Regions from separate parts of the Homo sapiens genome. Here all the other regions are linked to region 2. Evidence: chromatin contacts called from ENCODE Hi-C or POLR2A ChIA-PET data. All regions are on one chromosome and are shown on one strand. Each heading gives the region's core, a stretch centred on a gene start or an enhancer-like site at or near the end of the contact. The rest is flanking DNA. Distances are from core to core; before and after follow the strand shown. Region 1 overlaps LOC127898557 (a long non-coding RNA gene). Region 2 holds the start of GATB (glutamyl-tRNA amidotransferase subunit B). Region 3 overlaps FHIP1A (FHF complex subunit HOOK interacting protein 1A).

Region 1 (4,572 bases), core at 1,689-4,188, 130 kb after region 2:
GAGAGGGCTGGAATAGCAGGATGGCCAGGCAGACAAGGGACAAGGGCATGCTCTGCGGTTTCTGGTGTCCGAGGAGGACTGAAGGTAGATCCTGCACACACCACACACACCAGTAGATTCTGGAGGTGGGGGTGGTAGAGGGTGGATGAACTTGATGGTTACAATTTTGCAAGAGGCACGGCCAGCAGCGTACTGTGAGGTCACGTGCTGGTGGTTCACTGGAAAATGTGGCTGAATCTTGCAAGGAACCATATGGCAAAGGTGGTGTGTTAGGTACTGAACAGCCACTCTCACCTTCTACTTTATGAAGAGAAGTCCAATTCTATTGGAGAAAACGTTGCTGGCTAAAATGCCTGGCTAAAAATCGCATTGCCTAGTTGCAGCTCAGGTTGTTCAAGTAAAATAGGTCAATGAGGGGAGGCCTGCTGGGGATATCTCAGAAGGTTTGTTTTCCTGTGATGGACAATATTCTTTCCTCCTTTAGCTCTTTTCGCTCTTCCTTATTTCCTTATTTCTTGTAACTTGGATGAGATAGCTGGAGCTCTGGCAGCTATTTTGTGAGAATGAGGATGAGAGCGCTACCCTAGGATGACAGAGCAACAAGCCAGAACGAGCTTAAGTCAATGACAACATTGTGAAGCCATCGTAATAGCCCCAGACTTCTCATTACCTCTTTCTTACTTAAGCCATGATTGTTTGGATTTTCTGCTACTTATAACATCATTTTATCCTTAATCATACATACCACCACTGCCTATAAGAGATAGAGCCACCACCACCTGTCTCTGTGAAGCCCACAGGCAGTGAGCCAGATGAGCAGCTAGTGACTGGCCCCAAAGGAGGGCCTCAGCTTCTCCATAGCAACAACAGAAGGAGAAAGTCCTCCCTCCCTGTCCCCGTTCTTACCCCAACACTGAAGGGAAAGGGGGAGAGTGTGAGTACAGACACCCCACCCCTGCCACCCAACGACTGCTCCATGCCAAGCCTCAAGAGACTTAAATCCGGCCCGTGGGACAGTGTGTGGAATAAGTGTTTAAACCACTCTTAAAAACTGAAAATGACTGTTTTAATAAACAGAAGTAATTGTCAAGTTTTGGAGTCAGGTTGAAATGTTGAGGGAGCCACTACCCAGTGCAAAAAAGGGATTGGATTCAGCAGAATTAGAGACAGTTTAGAAAACAACATTATTTCAATTCTGTACCCCTATAGAGTTAAAATATCTCAATAAACTGCTTATAACATAAATCTGCTTAATTTCAATTCTCTTAGATCCATCCCCACATCTCTATGTACTGATATGGAAAGATTTCCAGGACAGATCCTAAGTTAAACGAAAAAAGAGGGAAGTACAACACAGCATGCACAATAGGCTACCTTTGGAAAATAAAAGGGGGCAAACAGGAACTGCCCTGGAAACACATACCGGATTATCTACAGGGTGGATGGCAATGGAGGAAAAGCAGGATTTCTTAGAAGATATTTCTTTATATGGATTTGATTCTTGAATCATGTGAATGTATTCCCAAGTAAAAATTTTAAATTCGAAATGTTAGTGTCACAGAGTATTCAACTTTCTTACAGAAAAGACATTTAGATCAACAGATGACAAAAATAGGAGACTGCAAAATTCTTCCTTCCATCCACCTCCAATAATGAAATCAGTGTTTGTTTGCTGCTTTTTTTAGACAAATCTCCCCGTTTTGTAAAACAAGGGAGTATTTTTTGTTTTACAAAACTGAGAGATTTAGGTAAGCCGTGAGTTAGTGGAAACATCCGGAACCATATAAGGGAGCTTTAGCTTTTGTGTGAAGGAAAGAAAACAGTTTGTGACTTTAGCTGAAACAAATAATAATTAATATATTACTGTATATAATTGATTACTATAGTATATTTTATATTGATATAAAATATATTAGCATATTTATATATTAATATATTATTATATCCATATATTAATTTAATACAAGTAATATATTAATATATATCATATGTTATTATAATATAAAATTGTATATTATAATAACATATACTAATATAATACGTTACATATCTTAGTAATATGTGACTGTATATAATTTTATGTTAATTTATTTTTCAAACTTCTTGTGACCAGATTTTCTGTACCTAAGAGAAATTTTCTGTAACTAAGAGAACTTTAGCTGCAGAAATATAACACTAGTGAGAAATCTAACAAGTTTGTTTATTTAAGGCAAGGGTTGGCAAACTATAGCCCGTGGGCCCAATCCAGCCAGCTGCCTACTTTTTACAGCCAGTAAGCTAAGAATGGTTTTGACATTTTTGAGTGGTTATGTTTTAAATGGTTGTATAAATATCTACATAATGTCCTTGCTATTGCCTCTTGGCCTCCAAGTCTGAAGATGGGAAAACATTGCTCTGGGTTGGGTGTTTCTATTGTGCTAATGCCTCATTTGGTACCCAAAGCCCTGAAGCAACAAGACTTAGTTGTGTCTCGTTCCAGCTGCCAGATGCAGAGAAGGCCTAGCATGCATAGCTCAGTATGTCACCGGCCCATGAATGTGTCTCTTAAATACAGAAAAGACGACACGTCAGCCTGTTGCAATGGGGTTCTGTGGCTTGAAAAAGACCTCTGTATTGTATATGAATCTTAGTAATTGGAACTTGGACTCATCACGTCTTTTTTAGCAATGACATTGTAACAGCATGCACCCATCCATCATCGTGTCATCCTTATGAAAATGGTCTCCACTGGTCAGCTTGTCATAGTTAATTAGTCTTCCAATGTATGGATAGTCAGAAGCAAAGCGACTTTGAGGTTTTTTTTGACAATTTTAAAAGTGAACTCCAGAGATACCTGATCTTTCCTGCCTTTTAATTAGAGCCTTTTCATTTGAGGAGGAGAGTGTCCTTGTGGTTAGGAGTACAACCAGCCTAGTTCTGCTTCCCATTTTCAGTTCTGTAGGCGACTCATAGCAACCACAGGCAAGTCGGTGACTGAGTCCTCCAATATGTGCAGTACAGGAAGTTCTAGAATAAAATGCAGTTAGCTGATTGCTACTCAAATGTAGATATTGTTGATATCTTAGTGAGAAAAGGGTAGTGTATTAGATACCGCTATGAAATCTCTAAACTTAGTAGTTTAAAAAAGATGAACAACCATTTGTTTAGCTCAAGATTCTGTAAGTCATCAATTTAGTCTGGGCACAGCTTGCTCTGTCAGGCACCCACAGTCAGTGGTGTTGGTGTGTTGGGTGGATGGGTGGTTGTGTTCATCTTGGCTGGGCTCTCTCATGTCTCAGGCTTTGGCTGGGACAATGAGCTATGCCTCTCTGCTCCGAATAGCTTCTTTTCCCACAGCAGGCTAGCCCAGGCAGACATAGGGGTCTCGAAAGAGAGTGAATGTGTGTAAGAAATCTTAAAGCCTAGGCTTGGAATGGGCAAAATATGACTCCATCATATTTTAATGGTCAAAGCAGGTCACAAGGCGAGCCTGGACCCAAAGTGAAGGGAAACAGACTCTACCTCTTGATGAAAGGGGCTTCAGGGTCATGTTTCAAGGGCATGGTTGCAGGAAGAAGAAGGGTTGTGGTTATTTTGCCATCTACCTCTGGGAGCTAAAACATGAAGGAACACATGCAAGGTGTGAACCGGCCCTGCTGCCAGACAAGGTGAGGGGAAGAGGCCATGACCGTGAAGTCTAGATGCTAAGCTGTGAGAGAGGGACTGATCAGGGGAATTCAGTGACCTCACGTACAGCAGGGATATAGATGATACCGCTGTTTTTCCCCGGGTCTCATTTCTGGCAGAAGAGAGTGAGGGAGCCTCCAGGAGAGAAGTCAGACCTGCAAAGGATGAGTAGGTGTGTGAGTAGCACCATGGGGGGTTTTGGTTAATTTAGTGAAGAAAGAGGGTATTTTTCCATATGCATTGGGAAACCAAGAGTGAACACAGGCTCTGAGTTCAACAGGCTAGTGGAGAGGAAAGAAAACTGCACGCAGGAAGGAAATCCCCTGAACCAAGAGGCTGAGGTTTGATGTTGTGAGCTCAGCCTTCCAAGGCAGACACACATGACTTCTAGTTGTGGTGTGACACCTTATTAACTGTGTGACTTTGGGCAAATCACTTTACCTCTCTAAGGCTCAATCTCCATATCTGTAAGATAAGGATAATAATATATGCCTCAGAGTACTGTAGGGGTGACTAAAGGAGATAATCCATTGTAATATGTCTAAATCGATACCTGGCAGGATAACGGCTGTCCATGAGTGTCCATTGTTACTAACCTTCTTACTTTTGTTGCTATTGATTTTTCATGCATGGCCCACAATTCTAGTTTGCAGTACTGGCCACACTGATGAGCTCTCCTAGTATTTTAGATGAACAGTTTCATGTGGGTGTACCACTATCAATTCTAAAGTAACATACATTGAGATAAATGAATTGTCCCTTCATACAATGTTCCTTTCCCAAATGTTTGTATCTGTTCATTCAGCACCACCATTTAGCCACCCAAAGAATCTTTGTTTCCTTCCTTCCTTCAGACCTCATATCCGGTCATCAAACTATGACATATCTCTCACCCTGTACTTCCCA
Region 2 (4,784 bases), core at 414-2,913:
AGAATTAACATAAATGGCAACATTCTACTACTAGAGAAATAATGATAAATAGTTCCACGTCTCTTATTTAAAAAGGAAATTCTCAACCATGTTTTGGTTTGCATGTATAATAACCAGAGAGACACAGATACAATAAATCACCACTAAATGATACTCTTAAAAAAATTTTGCAAAACTCCACCACACTAAACCATCTGATGCGGCATATTTTTGGTCCCCCAAATCACTTTCAATTCCTGAGACCTAATTTCAGGTTACTTTTTTAATGCTTATTTGCTATCAAATCTAAGAAGCTGTTAAATGCTATAATAATCTCTCTTATCTGGTCAGTCCTACTCTGTTGGGTCTGTACATAGGCCTCTCCAGGTCCTTATAAATGTGCTTATTCCCTATGAAATCCATGTATGTTCCTATCCTGCTCTTCTCCCAAGTAATTTTGTGTATATACATATATATATATATACATATTTTACATCGTTTTGTTTTGTTTCAATCATTTCAACATATAAAGTTCTATATCTGAAGTACTGCAAGAATAAGTCCTTCTTTTTAAAGTTTGGAAACACAGCCCATAAGGGAGGGGAATTAAAGTAGGAACTCATTAGAAATTCTGCATGCAGTAAAGCACCATTCAAAGTATTTTTGCATTTCCATTACATGAGAGAAAAAATGTACTTTCCATTCACAAGGAAACAATCTAATTCACGAAAAGAATACAAAACTGAATACTTCTTTCTGGACAATTTCCCTCTGTTCCTCCAACTGAAAGTAAAAATAATGCCAACTAGTCTCAAAGAATAAACAAAATATTAGAAACTTGCCATATGTTTCTGTATTTAAAGAGAAACTATTTAATTCTTACATAATGAAGCATAAACAGCTGTTCAGGGGATATCTGGCCAAATAAGCAAAACTCTCCATATAACCAGGGGGAGTATCTCTTCTTTTGGCTGCGTCCTCCTAGGTCTAGTCACACATATTCCAACATAAAACGCCTGCACAGATAGCTAGTGTTTTCTGACTAATGACAATAACCCACCACTACCAAGAGCTTGTAGGTAAAGGCTCCCTTTCTACCTTTAGAACGCTGCCAGCCCATACTAGCGCTAAATAAAATCAGCTAAATATGATCCCGCTTCTCGTGTCACCGTCCCCACTGCTAGTGCTATTAGTAAGATGACCGAATCCACTCTTCTGTCTGTGCACCCTTCAAGAAAATATTTGCTATTTTACACTCGCGAATTCCCCAACTACATCTATTTGAAAACAGTGGTTTATATATGGGGGCGGAGTTGATAGAAAGTCTGTTTGTGCTTTTATTTAGGTTTCGGGGCTCCAGGTTATAACTCAACGCCCTCCCGTCAGCCAAAACGTCTAGAAGCTGGGCCGTAATTGCCATTATTTCCCCAGTCCTGCAGTTCCACCTCACAGTTAGGTGGGCAGAAATGTATGAAACAGAATACCCTTTCCTCGTCTTCTGGGCCGTGTGGAGGGGCTGCTGAGCCACTGAGCTCTCTCCCCTAATCTGGTTGGATGTGGACCCAGTCGGAGCCCCTCTTCGGTGGCAAGAACCACCGTCAACCCGGGCGAAAGCCCAACGTCTTCCACGGCAGCCCCAGCGCAGCATGGGCGCCGCCATTGTAACTCCAGGGTCTTGGTCAGGTGACTCAGCCTCACTATGCCGCGAGGCTCCCTGGGAAGCGTAGTTCTGGAAATGCATTAAAAACGCCATAGGCTCGGACCGGAAGACTACTATTCCCGGCGAGCATTGTGATTCGAAGCCTGCCGGAACCCCGCGGAGAGGGGAGGGAAGGAGAAATAGAGGAGAGGGTGGGAGGGTTTCTGGGTGGGGAGGTGTGACTCCTCCTAGCGGGGAGTTGGAGAGGTTTGTGGCTGTGAGCGTGTGTATAAGTTAGAGTGTGAGCGCTTGATGCTTGGTGCTAAAGCGTGGCCGGGATTTTATAACCCAGTTAACCTTGCAAGGGGAAGTAAATGACCTTGACAGCTCAGCAGAGACTTCCTCAGCCCCCAAACCCAATCCGTTATATTCTCTGTCTACTCTCCTGCTTCACTCAGCAATTTGTGCGTTAATGCAACAAATACTTATTTGCATGCCTACCGTAATGCCAGGCTCAGTTCTCTTAGGCACTGTAGTTACTGCAGAGATCAAGACAGTTATGGCCCGCATGTTCATGGAGCTTACATTCTAAAGAAGGGAGACATACAGAAGTTAACAAAAATAAGATACTTCCATATAGGTAGTAAGTGCTATGTTTAAGCAGAGGTAATTGGAGACAAACAGCCCTAGATTGAATGTTCATGTACATTTTAACCTCCTTTTTATTATTGGCCAGTATCAGAAACACACTCCTTATATGCTAGGAGCAGATACCATCGTCCCAGCGGACTTCCTTCATTTTCCTGTGTCAAAACTAATACCCCTTGTTAAAACTGCCACCGATTTCTTGTGTTTGAACACAGTCTAGAATAGTCATTTAGCCACTCTCTATTTCATCACCCGACTTTGATTGTCCTCGTAGTGCTTTTGACTGCCTGATGTTTATCTTCTATTTCCACAAATTCCTCGTCTGTCTTATTCACTACAGTACAAAGTAGGTTCCTTAAAAATATTTGTTGAATAAAGTAGTGCAGTGTGGAGAATGCATTTGACAAAGGATGGAGTGGATGCCCTTTGGAGCAGTAATTGTTTAGGGGAGAGATGATGAGTTAGGGTGGTGGCAGAGCCAAAGAGAAATGGATCTGTTTGAGATAGATATAGGAAGTAAAATTGAAGGACTCTGATGGATTGGATATGATGGTGGAAGGCTAGGAGAAACAAATAACTCCTGGATTTCTGGTTTGCACAACTGGCTGATGAAGTTATCCACCGAGATAAGGAAACCAGAAAAGGAACAGGTTTGCAAAGAAAACATATGAGTTTGGTTGCCTTGGAGACATTCAAGAGGAGAAATCAAGTAGACATCAGTGATGCCTAATTCTGAGTATAGAGCAGGGCAAGGGGAAAAGCTGCATATTTTGTATACTTCACATTGATAGATTTTCAGTTATTGATCAATAATCCATTGATTAGTTGGCTGTAACCTTTGATCTTTTCCTTTAATACACTTCAATTGCATATCCATATGGAAGAAAGAAACTTTAGTTACTGTCCTTAAAATTGTCATCATTTATTTTTTCCATCTTTTCTACTTTTTCATCCACTATCACTGTTCTAAATTGCCACACCAGAAGTATCAGTCATTTGACCAAGGATGAAAATGACAAAAATGACAGGGACTGGAAGGGAGTGGTGGAGACTTGTTCCAAAATTTCTCTCTAATTATTGCCCTTTATTTAAGGTTCAGATGATTCTCTAGATCCTTTACTAGAGTCTTCCCTCTGAGTTTCCATGTTTTCCACCTTTACTCTAGGTAAGCTAGCTTTCTTTTACTTATTTAGCTCCTCAGGTTTTTCTGGCCCAGACTAGGGGTCAGGAGAGTTGCCTCTGAGCACAAAATGGCTTCACTTTTGTTAGGACAACAGAGGAGAATGGAATCTTGTATCTCTAGCTAAAAAGAGAGGGGGACACTTGTTACCTCATCGCTGGTAATCAGCATCCTTAAAAGGCGATTCACTCCATCAAATGGAAGATTGGGAATGTTTTGAAAACCACTGTAAGGGAGAGCAACACATTTAATGAAAATCCTAATCTTACGGGTAAAACGCGCTATAAGGGAAGCTCATCTTTGTTTCTGAAGCGGTATTATTCAGTAATAGGCTATCGCCTCAAAGGCCCCACCCCACCACTAGAGGAGATAAAAATCCTACGCATGTAAGTGTATTTGCTTCCTTTCACGAACGGAAACCGGCCAGTTTCCTGCATCTTGTCTCTATCTAATCATTGCCCTTTCAAAAATCCTATAGAACTAATCGTGGAAATAGAGACTTGTCAATAACCATCTCTTTGGCTGTCCTCTCCCTCAAGACTATTTGTCATTTCCCGAAATGCCTGTAGTTTTCCTTGTGAAAACAGGAGCACTGTTTTCTGAGTGCTCCCCCTGCCTTGCTCCTTAGCTGGTCATACTCCCACCAAACCGCCTTCTGTGGGACCATTTCTAGCCTTCCTGCTGCATGCCAAATCTGATATCTGTCAGAACTATTGCTGATAGACAGCTCTCCAGCTGCGAGAGCTATTTTGGTTGCACCGACAAGGTGGCTGTCATCTGGGAGACACAGAGATTTTCATTTTCAAGGAACTCAGAAGGTAGCTGGGCAGAGTTTCTAGCAAAAACAACATTTTTCTTAGGGAGAGCCTCTCGGCTCTTATTTTATCCATATAATTGATACACAGTACAAATAGATTTAGAACAGGTTTTTAAAAAGCTATGTAAAGCAGAGCAGAATTTCGAGTCGTTACTTATAAATGGCAGTAGTTAGATGTGTCAAAATAACATGCTTGGTTTTGTTTAGTGCTCTTCAGTGGGTCTTTGAATGTCAGAGTTGGAATGAACTGGCTCACCTCTGCATTTGACTCAAAACTATGAATAAAACCACATTGATTTCTGAACACAGATTACTTTTTCTCTCAAATCTAAGTTGTGCTTAATTGTAATCATTCCCTTTCACTAGTTCACGATGGGGGAAATAACATGAATACCCAATGTCCTAGGATAGATAGCTTCTTCAGCAATGTGGGTGCAATGTGAGGGGGTAATACAGGTGGTTCTAAGTTTCCACTTTTTAAATGAAATAAATAATTTCAATAGAAACATTAAAATTGCAAG
Region 3 (4,555 bases), core at 856-3,355, 100 kb before region 2:
TGGGGAGAGTAAGGCTCTCAGTCCTGGGCCAAAGGCAAGTGATCAGAAACAAGACTGGCAGTGAGCGGCAGAAATGAAACTCAGGGCAATTGTTCCACCTTTCAAAGAAGCTGAAAAGAACCCAGAACTCTGAAGTCCTGATGCTGCCCCTGTGCAGCTATTTGATCTTGGTTGCTTTACCTCACAGGCCCAATGTCCCTTGACTTTTAAATGAAGGATTTGTTCTCCATCTCTTAGGTGCTTTCCGGCTGAAGCCAGAACTTGGGTTGTGATGAGCTCTTAGGGTACTGCAAGTTAGGATTTGAAAGAAAGGTAGGCCATGTGCCACTGGTAAAGCGAGGAGTCGGGCTTTGAGAAGAGCAGGCAAAGGCATTCATGGAGGGAAAGAAGCCTGGCATCTCTGTGAGAAGGTAGACTTCGGGTGCCATGTGGCCTCCTTAGACACATGGGTGGTAAGTGTGTGACCTGTGTTCCTCCTGAACAGGGCGCATGCTGCTGCCACCCACCCTGTGAGAGAAGGTACACCAATTACCAGTATAATAAACCACTGCAAAAACTCATTGGCTTAACACAAGGCCATTTATGATTGCTTATGAATCTGTGTGGTCATCTGGGTGTTTTGCTGATCTGGGCCAGGCTGATTTTACCTGGACTCGCTTGTGTGTCTGCCATCAGTGGGTGGCTGGATGTCTAGGATGGCCTTACTCACATCTGTGGCTGTTGGCTGGAGTGATGGAGGTGATGGGGGTGTTTCTCACCATCCAGCAGATTAGCCCAGGCTGGTCCATGTCACAGTTAATGGGGTTCCAAGAGTGAGAGCAGAAGCATAGAAAATCTTTTGAAGCTCAGACTCGGAGCTCACGTAAGGTCCATTCTGCAGCATTCTGTTGGCCAAAGCAAGACAGAGGGCCAGCGCAGATTGAAGAATGGAGCAAAAACCCCACCTCTTGATGGGAAGAGTGGGAAGAGCTGCAACAAGTTGTGGGCATTCTGCAGTCTCCTAGACAAGGCCTGGTCTTCATTGTATTTTACAGTTTATAAGGGGCTTTCTCAAGCGGTCAATTTTCATTATCAAACAGTGCTCTGAAAAGGGCAAAAAAGGCACCATTAGCTTAATTTTCATTAAGGAAGCCAAAATTAGAGGTCCAGGGTATTCAACCAGGATCATGAAACTCAAGTGCCTGAGCCCGTCTTAGCTAATTCAAGGAGATGAGTGTACACACTGACCAACCTAGATATACTGAGGTGCACTAGATACTCAGGGTACACTGAGCCTTAACCCCTACATTCAGGGAAGGGGTGGGGGTCACTCACACCTTAGGCTTGTCCTGGTTTCAGAATGTCTGGAGGCCATGATTGCAAAATATGTGCCCAGGGAACTTGTTCTCACTGCCTAAGGTTGTCAAATTAGTTAGCTGGGTTCCATGCTCCTTAAGTAAGGTCTGTGACACTCCAGGGCTCTGACCTGTAAGAATCTTCTCTCTGGATATAACATTTTTCTTTTACTTGAGTTTTTTTAGATTAACTTTCTAACTTTTCCAGGTTAGCCAAGTCATACTCTTCCCCCACTTAAAGCATCTTTAACTGACAGAATGAGAGTTTCCTGTCCCCTTGTACAAAGCTGACTTCTGAAGCATTTACTGTGACATGATTTCCTGTAAATGAGTCAAATCTGGGAGGCCTGTTCTCACTGGGATACAGAGCAATTTACAATGAAGAATTATGGTAATGGGCCAAATATTTGGGTTTCCAAGTGTCTGTGTGCTCTGCCCTTTGCCTAATGCTGCTGCCAGGGAGATGAACACATAATGTATCTCTCTCCTCACTTCTGAAATCTTCCCAGTATTAGTCTTGAAAACCTTGTGTTGCAGCTTTTCAGACCCAGGGCAACATTTCAGAAGCCATTCCTAATTCTGACATTTATTTATACTTCCCTCCGTCCTGCCTTTTTCTTCAGGTGCTCGTGCATGCTTGTTGGACCCTTTTATGAGGGGCGTAACTCAGGCGTCTGTAGCCAGAGCTGCTCCATTATGCAGGCCCTGCATTCCCTTCACCTCCTGGCAGCCCCGATGAAAAACGAGCCTCCTCACTAATGCTTCCAACAGCAGTAAAAGTCTGTGTGGCCGCTGCTCCAGAGAGAGCGGACGTCCTGTTCCCAGTTCCACATTATTATTCTTGAGGCTGTTGGTCTCTGAGATTCAGCCACTTGCCATGCCTTTCTCTTTCTACTCAAATACTTTCCAAACCACAGAGTAACAGTTCACTGTATTTACTTATATTCAGAGCCCTTTTACTGGGCACTGATTCTAGAAGGGAGATCAGGTAGGTAATGGCCCCAGTTTACAGAGATGGAAACAGACATTTTATGATGAGCTGGTGGCCAGGTAGGGACCATAACTCGGGTCTGCTTGCTTTTGAATGGAGAATTTGATGGTGCTTGGTGACACACTGAAAGGCCAAGACCCCGGAGGGGAGCCCGGGTCAATGTGCTGCCACCACTGATGGAATCATGCTATGGATCTCCCAGCCAGCCCCTGGTCTCCCTCACTGGGTGTTCTGCCTTCATTAGTGAAGACAGTTCTGATTCTTGGATTCATACTGGGTAAATGAGCCTTAGCAATGACACTTTTTATTCACAGATCAAGCTAGACAAATGAGTCACAAAACCCCTTTTTAGGGGGGAAGAGAATGAATGAATTTGGAAGAGAATGAATGAATTTGAAGGAGAATGGGGAGAGGAATACGAGCAGCTGCAGGGAGAATCAGGAGTAGGGAAGACTGATGAGATCAGTTCCTTCACTCATTTATTCAGCAAATGTTTATTAGCTTCTGTGAATACAGAAGTGTGTTAGGGGTTGCTAAAGACATGTTATCAGATAGGGCTCAGCCCTGAGAAAGGTTGGAGTCTAGCAGAGGTGATAAAACATAAACAATGTGAGGCTGAAGGGCAATGCAGGCCTTAGTTGGTCAATAACATGGAGAGGAGGCTAGAATGAGACTGTTTGGGTAGAGGGCAGAGGAAGGCATAAAGACTATAGGAATGACTTCTGGGGGCAGGAAACTGGAAATTCATTGTGAAGTTGGTGGCAACTGTACTGATGAGGATGATGTGGTAGCTGACACCCATTCAGAGGTCCCTGTGTACTTTATACCTATTGACTCATTTAATCCTTATAACAACTCTATGAATAGCTTTTGGCAGGTGAGGAAATAGAAGTACAGAGAGGTAAAGCAATTTGCCTGAGGTCAGCCAGCAAGTGGCAGACTCTGTGGTCTTAACCACTGTACAAATAATGCCTCTAAGGCTAGTAAGATTTAGGTGAGCAGAGAATGGGGCAGGGAATTCCAGGTGGAGGAACAAGCATGAACAGTGCAGGTCTCGGTCTGGGAGTAGGTCCATGGTGTCCCAGTCCCCATTGGAACGCAGGCCAGCTTCCTTTGTGAGCTTTGCTGGGCGCTTTGGAGAGTGACAGGGCCTGAGCTAGGGTTGGGGATGAGAAGGGGTGCTCTCCAAGGTTGACATGTACCTCAGTGACATCAACACTTTTGTGCTCACTCTGTTGCCGGGACATGAATTTCTGCTGAAAGGTAGCAGAAGACAGATTCTCAGCAACTTTTCCAGTTCTTTATGGCATTAAAGCTGTGATAAGCCTTAATCTAAAAGGATATTTAAAGCAGTCAAGTGGAAGTTGTTTTTTTTTTTTTTTTTTAACACTAAAGACTATAGTAGTGAGATGTGGAAAGTACTATAAATGTCAAGAATTTTTAGTACTGTAGTTAAGCAACACTCTGAGAAGAGTGTTGAAAAATGGTACTGAATTCTAAGAAGCAGCCAAAATAATGAAGAACTTGAATATAATGATTTATAAGGAGTAATGAGATTGTTTGGGTAGGGGGCAGAGGAAGACATAAATAATTCCTACAAATATATGAGGGCTGATGATGTTCAGGAATCAAATAGGGATGTTGAACCATTTTAATTAGTAAAAACTGATTTGATAGGAAAATGCAAATCACTTGGATATGTTAAAATTTGAACTCATCTTAAGCCTATGTTATTGAAATTGAGATGGGAACCCTCCTTCAATATAGGCTTCTAAGCCATTTGCTGCTACTAATTCCCCATGGTTGCAGGAAGTTCTTAATCTGGTCTTTCCAGCACCCAACTTCCTTCCCTTCCATTATTTCTGCTGATCTCAAGGAATCTTCCGCTCTCCTTTTATGTAAAACGTTGGAGGTCCTGGCCAGAAGACTGGAGGTCACCGGGGAGCCCGAGAGGCTGGAGCACCCGCTGCAGAGAGCTTGGAGTGACCCATTTCACCCAGCCTCCCTGCTGGAGCTATGCTGTGCTGTCAGGGCTTAACTGGCAAAGGGAGAACAGTCATCCCAGCATGAGAGGCTGGCAGAGCAGGCGGGACTACTCATCGCCCCTTAATAAGCCAATGACAGGAGATGCCTTTGTCAGTTTCTCCCATTTCCACATTCTGGCATGGAGGATTCTTGACAAACCTATATTCTTGCCATGATTTCTGCATGAAGTTCCTTAGAAGGAATT

The links. Hi-C counts contacts between places; a loop is a spot of excess contacts on that map. ChIA-PET counts read pairs that join two places held with the same protein, here RNA polymerase II (POLR2A). Pooled maps may share reads with other maps.
Region 1: a loop to region 2 is called in a map of GM12878, with 5 times the contacts of the local background. The contact joins the enhancer-like site here to the promoter of GATB in region 2. A Hi-C loop is called at or near these places in 2 of 168 maps with a recorded cell type or tissue (GM12878 and endothelial cell of hepatic sinusoid), 15 of 37 single-sample maps with no recorded cell type and 13 of 50 pooled maps.
Region 3: a pooled map shows a loop between it and region 2 (3-fold over the local background). The contact joins the enhancer-like site here to the promoter of GATB in region 2. A Hi-C loop is called at or near these places in 1 of 168 maps with a recorded cell type or tissue (K562) and 6 of 50 pooled maps. POLR2A ChIA-PET finds 5 or more read pairs at or near these places in 2 of 52 experiments (activated CD4-positive, alpha-beta T cell and activated naive CD4-positive, alpha-beta T cell).

Annotation. Positions count from the first base shown.
Region 1 is chr4:151,884,758-151,889,329 of GRCh38, forward strand. The region is part of intron 2 of LOC127898557 (a long non-coding RNA gene); the gene reads left to right. LOC102724700 (a long non-coding RNA gene) reads right to left here. Exons shown (of 5, transcript NR_188364.1): 4 at 3,734-3,821; 5 at 2,189-3,006. Among named protein-coding and RNA genes, the nearest start is that of LINC03074, 69 kb to the right of the region's middle. Within about 2 kb of position 2,939, at least 2 of the 41 ENCODE cell types and tissues checked have a DNase peak (open chromatin) inside an H3K27ac peak, as active enhancers do; they include GM12878, where a contact is called at or near this core.
Region 2 is chr4:151,759,344-151,764,127 of GRCh38, forward strand. It overlaps GATB (glutamyl-tRNA amidotransferase subunit B), which reads right to left and starts at 1,664. Exons shown (of 13, transcript NM_004564.3): 1 at 1,464-1,664. The coding sequence starts at 1,639. RefSeq lists an enhancer at 1,380-1,659.
Region 3 is chr4:151,657,717-151,662,271 of GRCh38, forward strand. The region is part of intron 13 of FHIP1A (FHF complex subunit HOOK interacting protein 1A); the gene reads left to right. Among named protein-coding and RNA genes, the nearest start is that of GATB, 100 kb to the right of the region's middle. Within about 2 kb of position 2,106, at least 9 of the 41 ENCODE cell types and tissues checked have a DNase peak (open chromatin) inside an H3K27ac peak, as active enhancers do.